Linked DNA regions of Homo sapiens: region 1 is linked to region 2. Evidence: chromatin loops called from intact Hi-C (ENCODE). Cell type or tissue: A673. All regions are shown on one strand.

Evidence for each region. Hi-C counts contacts between places; a loop is a spot of excess contacts. Peaks named below come from ENCODE experiments on the same cell type or tissue, not always from the same donor. Only the 100,000 strongest peaks of a DNase experiment are listed, where the experiment ranks them.
Region 1: it touches region 2 in a loop (4-fold over the local background); 1 of 110 quality-filtered maps calls a loop at or near these places.

The regions. Positions count from the first base shown.
Region 1 is chr20:37,673,649-37,681,648 of GRCh38, forward strand. It overlaps LOC100287792 (a long non-coding RNA gene), which reads left to right and starts at 3,262. Exons shown (of 4, transcript NR_040021.1): 1 at 3,262-3,438; 2 at 4,310-4,970; 3 at 5,268-5,378. In A673, no CTCF peak of the experiment used is centred here; no DNase peak of the experiment used is centred here; H3K27me3 peaks cover 1,186 bases.
Region 2 is chr20:37,892,859-37,900,858 of GRCh38, forward strand. It overlaps LOC124904896 (a long non-coding RNA gene), which reads right to left. Exons shown (of 3, transcript XR_007067576.1): 3 at 5,423-6,659. Among named protein-coding and RNA genes, the nearest start is that of VSTM2L, 6.3 kb to the right of the region's middle. RefSeq lists a silencer at 4,501-4,550. In A673, CTCF peaks have their summits at 4,523 (motif pointing left), 6,299 and 6,502; DNase peaks (open chromatin) are centred at 4,213, 4,503 and 5,543; H3K4me3 peaks cover 471 bases; H3K27ac peaks cover 2,108 bases.

The DNA of each region.
Region 1 (8,000 bases), 220 kb before region 2:
TGGTTTAATCATTACAGACTCATTTAGAGAGGCCCCTTCCCTCCCTTCCTGCCTCCAAAGCACCTGGACCCTCAAGTGCCCAGACAAGTTCCCAGAACTGGGGCTGTGTTGGAAGACAATGAAGGCCTGCCAGCCTGTCTGCCAGAGAAGTTCAGAGGGCTGTGGGAGGGGGCATTTCTCTAGAAGTCAAATGGGAACAGCAGGATGGGTGGATTGTGGGATTCGGAGAGGAGAATGAGTGAAAGGGAATTTTAGAGATGCAAGGAACTGGCGCAGCCTGTCTTAGGTTGGGTTCCCTGAAAAGCAGAGACTAAAACAAAGACTTGAGTACATGCTTGGGTACATATTTTATCTGGGAGATGCTCATAGGAAGTAGAAGCGAGGGAACCAAGAGAGCAAGACAAGGAAGGAGCTGGTTGCTGCAGTGGATAATTGGGATTTGATTGTGCAAATAGCCTCTGAGTATTATGCAGAAGTCATCTCAGAATTGTTCACCCAGAGGATAGAAGGCTGGGGCATTTATCCTCTAACTGCTATTCCCCCAAGGGATAAGCATTACCCGAGGTAGGTCATTAACTTTCCACACCTCTGAGCTGTGCCTATGGGTCACAGAACCAGGGACCAGGACTTCCAAGACAGCCTTGAGGCTGCAAAGCTGAGAGACTAGGCAGGCACTTGAGGTGGGAATCTGCCAGCATGCATGGGAGCTGTGTAGCCCAGCTGCAGTTGAGGTCAGAGGTGGGGCACAAGGCTGTAGCATGGTGGCACTCACAGCATCTACTGCACTCTACTATCCCTGCTGCACACAGCCTGAGTCCTCAAGCTCCATGGCCATTCTTTCCTTCCTTTATTCACTCAACAAACACTTCCCGAGCACCTACTCTGTGCCAAGAATTGTGCTAGGTGCCAGGAAGAGTGTGTGAGCAAGACAAACATGGCCCCTAACCACACGCTGCTTATATTCAAATTCAGAAGGCAGAAATAAATAAACGTAGGTGCAAATTAGTAAGATGCCTTCAGAGAGTGATAAGTGTTCTAAAAGAAAGAAACAGGGGTGATATGGTTTGGCTCTGTGTCCCCACCCAAATCTCACCTTGAATTGTAATAATCCCCACTTGTCAAGGATGGGACCAGGTGGAGGTAATTGAATCACGGGCGTGGTTTCCCCCATGCTCTTCTCATAATGAGTGAATCTCATGAGATCTGATGGTTTTATAAACGTCTGGCAATTTCCCTGCTTGCTCTCATTTTCTCCTTCCTGCCACCATGTGAAGGACATGTTTGCTTCCCCTTCTGCCATGATTGTAAGTTTCCTGAGACCTCCCCAGCCATGCTGAACTGTGAGTCAATTAAACATCTTTCCTTTATAAATTACTCAGTCTAGAATATGTCTTTTACTTTTGTTTTTGTTTGAGAAGGAGTTTCGCTCTGTCGCCCAGGCTGGAGTGCAATGGTGCGATCTCGGCTCACTGCAACCTCTGCCTCCTGGGTTCAAGCAATTCTCCTGCCTCAACCTCTTGAGTAGCTGGCATTACAGGCACGTGCCACCATACCCAACTAATTTTTGTATTTTTAGTAGAGACGGAGTTTCGCCATGTTGGTTAGGGTGGTCTCGAACTCCTGACCTTGTGATCCTCCCGCCTCGGCCTCCCAAAGTGCTGGGAATACAGGCATGAGCCATCACAACCAGCCTCGAATATGTCTTTATTAGCAGCATGACAGTGGACTAATACAAGGGAGATGGAATAGAAAGAAAACATAGGGAAAAGGAGGGGACCTGCTTTAGGCAGGGCCATCAGGGAGGGTCACTCTTGATAGGTGACCCCTGAGCACAGCCCAAATTGTTGAGAAGGAATATACACATCTTCTGCCACCAATGCCTTGTGACTCAGTGGTTCTGAAAATGTGAGGTTTCAGGGACTATACAATATAAAATTTTTTTTTGAGAACTAATATAGGGTTGCTAACTATTTTGCCAAATAAAAACAAAAAACAATTCAACTATGAATGGCCATTTACTATCTCCATGATTTCATAAATGAAAGGACATTTAAAACACTCCCAGAGTAGGAAGAACATGACCTCAGAATAAAGACAGTCTTTTAAGTGAAATAAATTTAGCTTTATTAAAAACCCTCTTCTTTTCTTCATTTTGTCCCCAAACTCTTGGAAATTTCTCTCCATCTCAAGGTCTACCTTGAGGGCTCAGGACACATTGTTATTCTCTTTGTTTTCTCAGCTTGGGGATTTTGGTAATGGGAGATAAAGTGTGAAATTGCATGTATATGCCCATGTCCATCAGTTTTTCCATTTGCAAAGTTGGGTAGTTGCTTGAATTATTTCTAAAGTATAAACTAGAAAGTCCAGAGATCTTAGCAATTCATTCATTTAACAGTCACAGAAACTGCATAGAATTCCTTTCTTCTCACCACCACCTTCTCTGCGGGGGAAACTCCTCTCCTACTCTCAAAACCCAGTTCAAATATCCTGTTCCTGGGCTTCTCTCTGCAATCAGTCAGCCATCCTCCCTGCAGAGAGTCTTGGCCTATATTGAGGACACAGCCCCTATCCATTGTGATAGGTGATTGTCTCTGGGTGGGGGAAATTGGTCCTGTGTCTCCCTTCCAGAAAATCTTTTCATTTCTCAGAACTCCTCAGTATAAATGTGGGTAACGCAGAAATGCAGGAAATAGAGATTTGTGAGCAGAAGAGAAGGGGAAGGGAAGTAGCATTTATTGAGTATCTGCAATGCACCTGTCAGGTGCTTCACGTGTGTATTATTTCATTGGAAGCTCTTACGTACTTTAATACAGTCCCTCCCACCATAACTACTGCTCCTTATCCCATTCCTACACACACACTGCTCTTTCCATCTGTGACACCTGTGCTCCTGCCATTTCTTCTGCCCAGGAAACCTCGCCTCCTAAGTCCTCCTGGATTCTTCCTGTGTGCTCTTGACTCCACGCCTGGGACCTGGCAGCCTGGGGGTTTGTCCGCCCTGTTTAGACGAAAATGGTCATTGCATCCAGGCCACATAGTTAGGGTCAGAGTTCAGGGAGACAGAAGCTCAAATGAAGAGGCTGCCTGGCCCTTTCTAGCCTGAAAACACTGAGATCCTTTAAACAAGAGACTCCCTCGATCCAAGACTCTAGAGTTGTTCGCAGTTTTGTGTTCATGGCTGGTCCTGGAATGCTGATTCTCACTTCCAAGATTCTAGAACTCTGAGATTCTACAAACAGTGGAGAGAGCCTCTGCTTCAGGACTTGAGCTGTCTCTGCTGCCTCTCCAGGGGCCACCTGGCCTCAGGACCCCAGGCAAGCACCGTGGGTTGGGAACCAACCTGGTGGAAAACTAAAATCAGCCCATCTTCAGGTCTACCGCGGCGGATGAAGCCTCACGCAGAACAGATACAGTTGCTTGGCAAGCAGGGGGCTGCAGGTGTGTGGAGGTGGAGAGGATGCCCCCTGAGAGACCTTCCTCTCCCCTCTGAGACTGGAGCTGCTGTGCCAGCCTGCAGGCCCTTTTCATGACAACAGTTGCTTAGCGCCTGCCAGTCCTCACACCAACTTCCCTCACCTGCCCCTCTTTCCTTTTTTCCTTTCCTCACTCAAGGAGCCAATTTTCACTCAGTAAACTTTCACCACTTCATCCTGCATGCCAAGTGCTGGGTTAAGCATTTGGCATCTATCACAGATTGGGCTCTCATAAGCCAAGATTGCGCCACTGCACTCCAGCCTGGGCGACAGAGTGAGACCCTGTGAGAGAGAGAGAGAGAGAGAGAGAGAGAGAGAGAGAGAGAGAGAATGGTCAGAGTCCTAATCCCAGGTACTTGTGAATGTGATCTTATTTGGAAATGGGGTCTTTAATGATGTGATTAAGTCGAGAATCTCAAGTTGAAATCATCCTGGATTTAGGATGAGCTCGCAATCCAATGACGGGTGTTCTTATCAGAGAAAGGAGAGAGAGTTGAGACACAGACACAGAGAAAGGCCATGTGAATATAGGGAGCAGAGGCTGAGACAGGAGAGATGTATCTGCAAGCCAGGGAACACCTAGGCTTGCCCACAGCCGCTGGAAGCTGGGAAAGAGGCATGAAACTGATTCTCCCTCAGGGCCTCCAGAAAACCAACCCTGCTGATCTCTTGATTTTAGACTTCTGGCCTGTAGAACTGTGAGAGAATACACGACTGTTGTCTTAGGCCCCCAAGTTTGTGGTAATTTGTGACTGCAGCCCTGGGAAACAAGTCCAGAGGCTTAGTGTATGCTGTTCCATTGCCTGGAACATGATGCTCTTCTCTTTCCCAAACAGTTTCTCAACTTTGCCCTTTGGTGCTTGTAAGTGGACATATCTGCAGAGAAGAAAGGAGACATTTTCAAAGAATTGCTCTTACTGCCTCCTCCTTGTCCTGTGGCTCTCAGCTCAAATGGCACCTCCTCCAAGAAGCCTTCCCTGATTTTCTACCCTTCTCTGTGCTCCCAGTTTCCTGGACTGCCCGTGCCACAGACGTGCTGGCACTGTCTGTTGACATGGCTTGCTCTCTACTTCCCCACTGGACTGGGCACTCTGCAAGGGCAAAGACTGTGTTTGGCCCCTCTTTGTGGCTGCAGCTGTGCCTTGCACAGGTTCAGGCACAGTACGGGTGTTCACTAATGTTTGCTGAATGAATCAATGAACAAATATTCCCTTCCAGTTCTGCTCCACCTCTGGACTCCTGCCCCACAGGGGAGAAACCCTTTTTGAAAGCACCTGTGACATAGTTCAAGATCACCAATGTCGGGCGAGGGTAGGACATGCACCCTGGAGTCCAGCCATACCTCAGCACAGCCCTCCTGCCCACATCGCCAAGGCCCTGTCAGAGGCATGACAAACAGCTTGGCTGATGGCTTATAATGTCAAAGATGATGGAAACAGGGAGGCGACGGCTGAAAGAATGGGTTGGGGACGCTTGTCATAACTTTATTTGTGGGAGGTGAGTTTCTGTCGGCTGGGTGATGGATGGTGGCAGGGCAGGCACAATACAGACCCTGCCACTGCCTCTCTCCCCTGTCTCTAAGCCAAATGACTTTGGGGATGAAAAATGACTTTCTTGGGAGAACCCGGGGGAGGGGAACTTCATTCAGGGTGAGGGGGCTGTCTGGTCAGCACCTTGGAGTGACTTTTGCTTTTTTTTTTTTTTTTTTTGCTGAGAGTTGACTTTTTTCTGGGACAGTCTGATCATTTCTTTCCTTCCTTCTTGCTTCCCTCTCTCCCTTGACAATAATCACAGACACACTGTCTACCTTGATTCTCCAAACTGCCCTAAAAAGAACATACATTTTTACAGAGGAGGAAACCGAAGCTTGAAGAGGAGAAATGACATATCCAAGTGCCCCATGAAGTAAGTGAAAGACCTGGGAGTTGAACCTGGGTCCAGTTGCTCTAAAGCCTGACCTCTCTCCACAATCAAGTGATAAAAAGGCCACAGGGCTGGGCATGGTGGCTCACGCCTGCAATCTGAGCACTTTGGGAGGCCAAGGCGGGCAGATCACCTGAGGTCAGAAGTTCGAGACCAGCCTGGCCAACATGGTGAAACCCCATCTCTACTAAAAATACAAAATTAGCCGGGCATGGTGGTGCACACCTGTAATCCTAGCTACTCGGGAGGCTGAGACAGGAGAATCACTTGAACCCGGGAGGCGGAGGTTGCAGTGAGCCGAGATCACACCATTGCACTCCAGCCTGGGCAAAAAGAGCGAAACTCTATCTCAAAAAAAAAAAAAAAAAAAAAAAAAAAAAAAAAAAAAAAAAAGAAAAGCCACAGAAGTAGCAGCATGTGCCATGTTCCCTGGAAGCACAGTGAAGACAGCAATTAATCCGACAGGAGGAAGTCAGGGAAGGCTGCCTGTCAGAGGTGACATTTCAGTTGGTCCTGAAAGGGGGAGTAAAATGTTAAATGATAGAAAAATAAGGCAACAATTTAGGAAGAGAGGGTTTTGGGAGTGAGAAGAGAAATAGAGAGGATTTGCATACATTTTTGTTTGCTTACCCAAAACCAGACACTGTCCCCTTTCTCCTTTCTATTTTTTTTTTCCTGTGTGTGACAGTGTGACAGTTTTGCTCTTGTCACCCACGCTGGAGTGCAATGGTGCAATCTCAGCTCACTGCAACCTCTGCCTCCTAGGCTCAAGTAATTCTCCTGCCTCAGCCTCCCAAGTAGCCGGGATTACAGGCGCCTGCCACCATACCTGGCTAATCTTTGCATTTTTAGTAGAGATGGGGTTTCACCATGTGGCCAGGCTGGTCTGGAACTCTTGTCCTCAGGCGATCTGCCCTCCTCAGCCTCTCAGAATGCTGGGATTACAGGCATGAGCCACTGCACTTGGCCTCTCCTTTCTAATAGAGCCACCATTTTGGGGGAGGTGGTAATCTATCCTTCTACAAAGAGCCATGGGCTTTACCAAGCCATTCATGAGGTTCTAATTCCCTTGTGAGTGGCTGGTTTGGAAACAGGAATGAGAACAATTCTGCTGAATGAAATAAGAGGAATGTTTGCTCAGGGGCTTCTGGAAAAGACTTTTTGTTTGTTTGTTTTCTTTTTTTTTAAACAGGATCTCACTCTGTCACCCAGTGCTGCAGAGGCACAATCACTGTTCACTGCAGCCTCAACTCCCGGATGCAGGTGATGCTCCCCCCTCAGCCTCCTGAGTAGCTGGGACTAAAGGTGTGCACCTCCACACCCAGCAAATTTATTGTATTTTTTTTTGTGGGGGGTGGGGTTTGTCATATTGCCCAGGCTGGTCTCAAAATCCTAGTCTGAAGCAATCTGCCTACCTCAGCCTCCCGAAGTGCTGGGATTACAGGCATGAGCAATTGTGCCCAGCTTTTTTGGTTTGTTTTCTGAAAGAGAAAGCCCCTCCTCTTTTGCAGGACATGGTCACATGCATGCACGATGCCTGGAAGTGTGGCAGCCGTCTTGTGACTACATGATGGAACTAATACATGGGTGATGACTCAGTGGGAAGATAGGAAGGACATCATTAAACCTCTGAATGAATGACTGCTACAGCCACCATACCACAGAACTTAATCTTTGAGTTGATACATTTTTCTCACTGTTAACCAGCTGGATTGGTGGTTTCATTTTTGCAGCCTAAAGTATTCTGGCTGATAGAAGAAATAAAGAGGGTGTCAAGCCTCCTAAAGGCCCCCACCTCTTAATACCATCACACTGGGGATAAGGTTTCAACATATGAATTTCAGGGGACACAAACATTTGGACCACAGCGGAGGGCATGTGTATCGGTCACATTGCCTTGGTCCGAAATCTGACTACACCTGGCTGTGTGACCCAGACAAGTTACTTAACTCCTCTGAGCCTTGGCTCCATCATCTGTAAAATGGAAATAGAGAGGATGTTAGGATTAAATAAGTGCTGAGAGTAGCACTAGCATGTGGAACAACCACAAAAAATTGAGATTTGAGGCCAGGCGTGGTGGCTCACACCTGTAATCCCAGCACTTTGGGAGGCCAAGGCAAGTGGATCACAAGTTCAGGAGTTCAAGGCCAGCATGGCCAAGATGGTGAAACCCCACCTCTACTATAAATACAAAAAATTAGGCGGGTATGGTGGCAGGCACCTGTAATCCCAGCTACTTGGGAGGCTGAGGCAGATAATTGCTTGAACCTGGGAGGCAGAGTTTGCAGTGAGCTGAGATCAGGCCACTGCACTCCAGCCTGGGTGACAGAGTGAGACTCCATCTCAAAAAAATAAAATAATAAAATAATTAATTAATTAATTAATTAAGATTCGAGTGTCTAAGGAGTTAGTCAAGGTCACAGAGTCAACCAGTGTGGTGGAAGCAGGCTGCATCTCAGGCCTGAGCTCAGAGCTGTGTGTGTAACCGTTGCATCCTCCTGCCTCTGGAAGGCAGATTCACGGAGCCAGCACCAAGGCCAGGGCCCAGAGCTCAGGGTTGGATTTCTGGTTGCTGAATTCATGCTGTACTCCCTGGCATTGGCT
Region 2 (8,000 bases):
GGGAGGGGCCTGGGGATGCCCAGGGCACAGACAAGTAACATGGAGGCCTGGTCCCTGTTCTCTGGCCCCAGAGGGTCCACGTCCACCAAGGTCCGACATATGGATGTCCCAGGGAGGAAGGCAATTTCAGCCAAATGATGATAATGAAGGTGTGTGTGGTAAGGAACGCAGACATGGCAGAGGACAGAGCATTTCCCATCGCCGTCGCCTCTAATCCAAGCACCTCATGAAATTGGCTCTTCTATCCCCCATTTTACAAAAGAGGAAATCGAGATTGAGCCAACTTAAGAGATTTGCCCAAAGCCACCGGGTACGTAAACGGCAGAGCTAGGTCTCAAGCCCAGGCCCGGGGCTGCCTTTCTAAGGGACAGTGCGCTTCAGACTTGGAAGGAGATGCCTCTGGAGGTATGGGGCTCCCTCTGATTGGAGAGGTCCTGGAAGAAGTTAGCCCCACCCTGCAGGGTGCAGCTGGCCAAAGGAGGAGCCACATGCAACCTTGAGGATACAGCAGAGAATGAGAGTGTTGTTTTTGCCCTTATAGAGCTTATGGACTGGTAGGGGAGATAAACACTAAACAGCTAGGTGCACAACTACTTATTTGATTAAAATTGTGGTCAGGTGCAGTGGTGCACGTTTGTAATCCCAACACTTTGGGATGCCGAGGTGGGAGGATTGCTTGAGGCTAGGAGTTTAAGACCAGCCTGGGCAACATAGCAAGACTCCATCTCTACAAAAAATAAAATTAGCTGAACATGGTGGTGTGCACCAGTGGTCCTAGGAAGCAGAGGTGGGAGGATCGTTTGAACCTAGGAGTTCAAGGTTACAGGGAGCTATGATTGAGCCACTGCACTCCAAGGCAGCAGAGAGGCAGAGCGAGATCTGGGTGGCAGAGCCAGATCCTTTTTTTTCTTTTCTTTTTTTCTTTTCTCCTTCCTTCCTTCCTTCCTTCCCTCCTTCCTTCCTTCCTTCCTTCCCTCCTTCCTTCCCTCCTTCCTTCCTTCCCTCCTTCCTTCCTTCCTTCCTTCCTTCCTTCCTTCCTTCCTTCCCTCCTTCCTTCTTTCCTCTCTGTTTCTTTCTTTCTCTTTCTTTCTTCTTCCTTTCTTTCTCTTCCTTTCTTTCCTTTTCTTTTCTCTCTCTCTTTCTTTCTTTCTCTCTCTCTCTTTCTTTCTTTCCTTTCTTTCTTTCACAGAGTCTTTTTGTCCCTCAGGCTGGAGTGCAGTGCAGCAGCTCAATTTCAGCTCACTGCAACCTCTTCCTTCCAGGCTCAAGTCATCCTCCCACCTCCGCCTCCCAAGTAGCTGGGAATACAGGCACGTGCCACCACGCTTGGCTAATTTTTATATTTTTTTTGTAAAATCTAGGTCTCACTATATTGTACAGGTGGGTCTCAAACTCCTGGGCTAAAGCGATCCTCCTGTCTCGGGCTCCCAAAGTGCTGGGATTACAGGCGTGAGCCACTGTGCCTGGCAAGACCCCATCACTTCAAAAAAAAAAGTGACCAGGATGATGGCTGTTACTGCTGCTGCTTCCACCACCCTGGCACTGGGGCCCTGCTTCCTCTCTGAAGCTGGAGAAGGCTGGGCAGCCCTCAGAGGCTCCCTCTGCTCTGCAGCAGGAAATCTCAGGAAGACGCTGTCACCCAAGGGGAAAGCAAGGAGGATTAACCCCTGAGGCTGCAGGCATCCTTGAACAAGCCCAGCTTTACCAGCCACCTGGGCAGGTCCTCCCCAAGCCTGAGGCCCTGTCTTCTGCCTGCCTCCACCTGAGGGCTCTGATGGCAGAGGCTGGGGGCAGTGGACCTTGGTCCCAGCCACTGTGTGACTTCAGCCCAGCCACTTCATCTCTCTGAATCTTCGTGGTTTCAGCTGTAAGATGGAATGAACAGTCCCATCCTTGTCACGAGGATTTGGTGAGATAAATCCTGGTGTCTGGCACACAGGAAGCGCTCAACAGATGCTCATCCCCTTCTCCTGTGTGGGGTCCATGGAGATACTAGGCCCAGGCCTCCCTTAGAGGCATCTAGCTCTGTGCTGTCCGCTATGGTAGTCATGAGCCACACGGACCATTGAGCACTGAAAATGTGGCTGTCCAAAATTGAGATGTGCTTTAAGTATAAAATGCACACACCAGATTCTGGTGGCTTGGTATGGAAAAAGGAACGTAAAATATCTCAGTAATAATGCTTTATATTGATTATGTGTTGAAATGATAATATTTTTGATATATTGGGTGACATAAAACAGATTATGAAAGTTAATTTCACCTGATTGCTTTTACTTTTTTAAAATGTGGCTACTAGAAAATTTAAAATTACACAGGTGGCTCGCATTTTACTTCTGTTGGACAGCATCGGCCTAGCTAATTACTCACAACCATGGAATATTTAGACTGGCATTAACCACGCCATTAAAGTCAGTTCAGGATTTTAAAAACACTCCTACAAGCAGGGCCTTGTAATTGGCAGAGACCCTGCTGTCCCGCGGTGTTTAATAAGCACTTGGTTTGCAGGGTGAAGGGCCCTAGGAACCCCTCCCTGATGCAATTAATTGCCTTTGATGGGGATTGTCATTAGGCTTCTTGCTGGGACAACACAGATACGAGCCACATGTACTTACTGGCCTTGGTAGAGTGCAATTTGTGGGTTTAGGTTCAAATCTGAGGGCCAAAGCCTGGAGGGATACTATGGGCTGAATGTGTCCCCCAGATTCATATGTGGAAGCCCTAACTCCCAATGTGGCTGTACGGTATTTGGGGTAAGGAAGTAAATAAGGTTAAATGAAGTAGGAAGGGTGGAGCTCTGATCTGATAGGATTAGTGTCCTTATAAAAGAGACAATAGATATTAGGCTGGGCACAGTGGCTCAAGCCTGTAATCTCAGCACTTTGGGAGGCCAAGGCAGGCAGATCATTTGAGGTCAGGAGTTCAAGACCAGCCTGGCCAACATGGTGAAACCCCGTCTCTACTAAAAATACAAAAATTAGCTGAGTGTGGTGGCAGGTGCCTGTAATCCCAGCTACACAGGAGGCTGAGGCAGGAGAATCGCCTGAACCTGAGAGGCAGAGGTTGCAGTGAGCTGAGATCACACTACTGCACTCCAGCCTTGTCTGAATAGAGTGAGACTCTGTCTCAAAATACATAAATAAATAATAAATAAATAAATAATGAGAAGAGACACCAGAGAACTCCCTTTCTCCCTTCCTCTTCCCTCTCCCACCCTCTTCCTCTGCACATACAAAGAAGAGGTCTTGTGAGCACACAGCCAGACAGCAGTCACCCCCAAGCCAGGAGAAGAGGCCTCAGAGTGAAACCTATCTTGCTGGCACCTTCATTTTGGACTTTCCAGCCTCCAGAACAGTGAGAAATAGATTTCTGCTAATTTCTGCTTAACCAGTCTGCAGTGTTTTGTTACAGCAGCCTGAGCAGACTAGGACAAAAGGTTCTTTGGGCCTCGGAGAAGTTCCCTCTTTGGGAAGCCACAGAGCTGGATGTTTTTTGAGGAGCTGCTTGGCTGCACAGGTGATGATGGATCCTGTCTGACCTCCTCAGGCAAGTGGCATGTGGAAGAAGGACCCCGGCCTAGAGTCAGGAGACCTGGGTCTTTGGCCTCGTTCTGCCATTCCCTCACTGTGAGATCCTAGGCTTCTCTCCATGTCTTTCTAGACCTCAGTTCCTCTGTCTGCACAAAAGGGACATGAGGATTGATCTTTGATGGCCTTCTCCGTTAAAAATTAGAGATGCTGGCTGGGCATGGTGGTTCTCGTCTGTAATTCCATTCGCCACAGTGGGAGGATCGCTTGAGGCCAGGAGTTGAAGACCAGCCTGGGCAATATGGTTAGACTCCTATCTCTACAAAATATTTTTAAAATTATCTGGGTGTGGTGGTGCATGCCTGTAGTCCCAGCTACTCGGGGGCTGAGGCGGGAGAATTGCTTGAGCCCAGGAGTTTGAGGCTGTAGTGAACTGTGATAGTGCCTGCCACTTTACTCCAGCCCGGGCAGTAGAGTGAGACCCTGTCTTAAATAAATAAATTAAAAAGATGCTTTAAATTTAAGTTTTAGGTTTTAGATTATGTCTTCACTCTGTGTGGTCCACTTAGACCGGAATCCAGAAGAAAAATGTCAGGGACACTCCCTAGGACTTCTGGCAAAGGCAGGAGCCAGAATGAATGAATTTCCTGTGCCCAGGCCCCCCTGCTGTCCCTGGCTCCTAGCCCTTGGCCCAAGCATGGCTCTCAGCCTAGACAAGGCCTTCCTAGGAGGCCTAGGAGCCCTGCGGGAGGCAGAGTGCAGATAAAGGCTCGGAGTCCGTCCATGTGGAAAACCTGGGTCTGCGGCGATCGTGAACCACATGGGCAGAGGGGCCAGACCTGGGGTTCCTATGATGGGAACATGATGTGACTGTGGAGGCCAGTCAAGGCTCCTGCCAGCGGTGAGTGGAACAGATAAAGAAATCAGTCATCAGAGGAGAGAAGTACCCCAGACCGGAGTGGGAGGTCACATATCGGCTCCCTGTGCTGCCCTCCAGAGGGGAACTGGGGCAGAGGGGCCTCCTCATTCCACGAGGCTGGCTGGGCTCAATTCAAGGAACCCTTGTCCTCCCACCTCTGTTGGAATCCTCACTGCAGCCCACTGGATCCCTGCACGAGACACACCTGGGGTGCTTAGTGAGCAGGCAGATTCCCAGATACCCACCCCGAAAAGCCAGTCTGAAAGAGAACACCCAGGGGTGGGGCCTGGCCACAGCCAGCCTCTCCAGAGAGTCTCAAGTCCAGTAATATCTAATAACTCTGTGTTTAGGCCAATGGTGTTCAATCCTAGCTGTGGACTGTGATCACCTGGGGAATTTTTTTTAAACCCTGATACCCAGATCTCACCTAAGACCAATTATGTCAGAATCTCTGGGGTGTGCCCTGGGCACCCATATATTCTTAAAGCTCCCCAGTCGTCCCAGTGTGGGTCCAAGGACTGCCCCAGCTCCAGATCAATTCTAAGAGCCTCAAGATGAACATCTGGGGAAAAGGAGAAGTCATGAGTCTCAGATAAGAGAAATAACTTGCCCAAGGTCACACAAGGTGGTGATGGCAAAGCCCGTCCTGAAACCCAGGCCTCTTTCCTGACCGTGGGCCAATTTCTTCCTGATGCTGCATCTCTTTTTAAAAACCAGAGCCCAGGCAGGCAATGCCCACAGTATTTCACTTTAATAATATTGGAAACCGGTACAGTCAGGGCCACCACAGTGGTGGGGCGGGAGCCTCGATGGCGATTAGGGGAGCTGTAAGTCTTTCGCTTTATCCAAATCTTGGGCAGTAATTTAGAAAATTTAATTAAAGGGGGAGAAATGGGGACACCTCGCGCTCCCTGCCTCCTGTTATAATGAGTGAAATACACCAGGCTGTAAAAGGAAATGCTGTCTGAGACGCAGCTCCGATGTTTTATTGCCAAGTTTTATTCACTGATGTAAACGTAATCGCTGGAAACCGGAGCTCTTATTAACACACATATTTTCACACATCCGGGGCCCCTCCTGCTCCCCCCTCTCCCTCTGGGCTTGTTCACCCACCTCCTAGGGTCAGCCCTGCTGCTTTCTGGGCATGTCTATGCCAAGCCTGGAGTTCCGCACCGGTTTCATACCCTCCCATGGCAGATAAGACTTTAATAGAATTCCATTGCTCCTCAGAGCTCAGTAATGCATTCTGGAAATTAGGCGGCTACATACTAAAGCCATTGTTCCCCCTTATAAATGGGCTCTCTCAAAGCCAGTGACCATGGGGGCTCTGATAAGCTCTCATGAAGCCTCACTCCACATGTTATTGGTGTGCTAAAAGGTGCAACTCCAGGCTTACATTGCTCATTGTTAGGGGCTGATACATTTAAGTAGTTTCTCCATGAATCAGGCAGCCTAGGTATTTCCCCCACTCTTGGCATTGATAGATGAGCAAAAGGAAGCCATTTAGATGGTGCTATATAGGGCTCCAGCCCACGTGGTGAATGATTTCCAATGCCTGGTTTAATTTATTTTTAAATGAAATTTGTTATTGATTCTGGATTAAAAGGACAAATCTTACAGCTGTTACCACTGACAGAGCCACAGTGCTCAAGTGACACCTCTCAAGGAGGGGAGGGAGGGTGGCCTGTCTGAGTCAAGGGGAGGGTATGGAGACTCTCCAGGGAGCTTGGCTCAGCAGTAAGGGGCAGTGCAAGATCCCATGCTTAGAGGGAAGTTTAAAAATATCATCTTTCCCAATTGAAATACTTGACGTGATGCTCACCTCTGAGCCTCATTTATATAATGGAAATAGCAGTGATATTTGCCTCATGGCATCCACACGACCACTAGAGGCATGTTAGTTGCCTCCAGGGATGGGAGGCTTTCCATCTCCTGCAGCATTCCCAGAATGAAATGAGTGACAGGCGTCACCCACTCTAGTGAATTCCTAGAGACTGTTTCCTGGGCTAGTCTTTGCTTACCTTCTGCCTCCACTAGGCTCTCGGCTTCCACGGTGCCCAGAGATTACACTTGCATTGGGAAGCAGACAAGAGGCACAATTACACAGGGGAGGAGGATGGGCTGGGATGTGTCCGTTCACATTCAGCCTCTGCCCTACCTCACTGTGCAACTTTGTGCAGGTTACATCATCTTTCTGAGCTTTGTTTCTCCATCTGTAAAAGAAGGAAGGGTATAATAGCAGCCTCAGGGGTTGTTGTATGAATTATAGGAGATCATGGGTGTGAATGTGATTTGTAAACTGTAAAGTGTAGTTTAGGTGCTGCAGGAAATACAAGTGGGACAGTACAGTATAGTGGGAGGTCTCTGAGTTGGGAGACAAAGGACCTGGATCCAGTTCTGTCATGAGTGGCTGTGTGGCTCTGAGAAAGTGAATTACTTTCTCTGGGTCTTAGTTTCTTAAGGTGCCAAGAGGGTAGGTTGGAATCAAACATATGAAATGTTTGATTGGCTCTGGAATCAAACACATCATGGCCTTGCTATGTCGCTTTAGGCAAAATACCTAACCTTTCTGAACCTATGTCCTCATCTGTAGATATCAAGAACACTAGTCAACATGTATCATGTATTTGCCATGTGCCTGGCATTGTTCTAAGTGCTTTCCATGTAACAACTCATTTAATCCCCACCACCCTGCTGTGAAGGAGGTATTATTACCCTTGTTTTACAGACGAGAAAATTGAGGCACAGGGAGGCTAAGCAACTTGTCTAAGTTTACACAGCTACCAAATGGCAGGATTCAAAACAGAGAATATGGCTCTAGAGCCCACACTTCTAACCACACCATCCTACCCTACCTGGCCTGGTGGTTCTGAGGATTAAGGGGAATAATGAAAGTTCTTAGGGCCATGCTGGGCATACAGTGATGAGCCAACAGAGGCTTGGGGACTGGGAGAAGGCAGCAGGCATTTCTTCCCATGGGGACTCAGGCTGGACCTCGCCCAACTGGGGACTCAGCTAGACAGAGGGGAAGGCATACAAGCACAGGGGAAGCACTGGGAAGGTTGAAGATGTAATGAGGCCAAGGCATGCCCAAGAGAGCACAGGATATGTGCAGGAGGTGAGTCTGGGACCCTGAATGCAAACTAGAGAAGTCAGGATTTCTCACATAAACAGGCCATCAGAGGGTTTTTTTAGCAGAACCATTATATCATGAGCATTTTCTTCTTTTTTCCTTTTTTTTTTGAGATGAAGTCTCACTCTGTCACCCAGGCTGGAGTACAATGGTGTGATCTTGGCTCACTGAAAACTCCGCCTCCCAGGTTCAAGCGATTCTCCTGCCTCAGCCTCCTGAGTAGCTGGGATTACAGGTGCCCACCACCACTCCTGGCTAATTTTTGTATTTTTAGTAGAGATGGGATTTCACCATGTTGGTCAGGCTGGTCTCGAACTCCTGACCTCGTGATATGCCCACCTCGGCCTCTCAAAGTGCTGGCATTACAGGCGTGAGCCACCACACCTGGCCGATCACGAGCATTTTCAAAGGCATACAATCC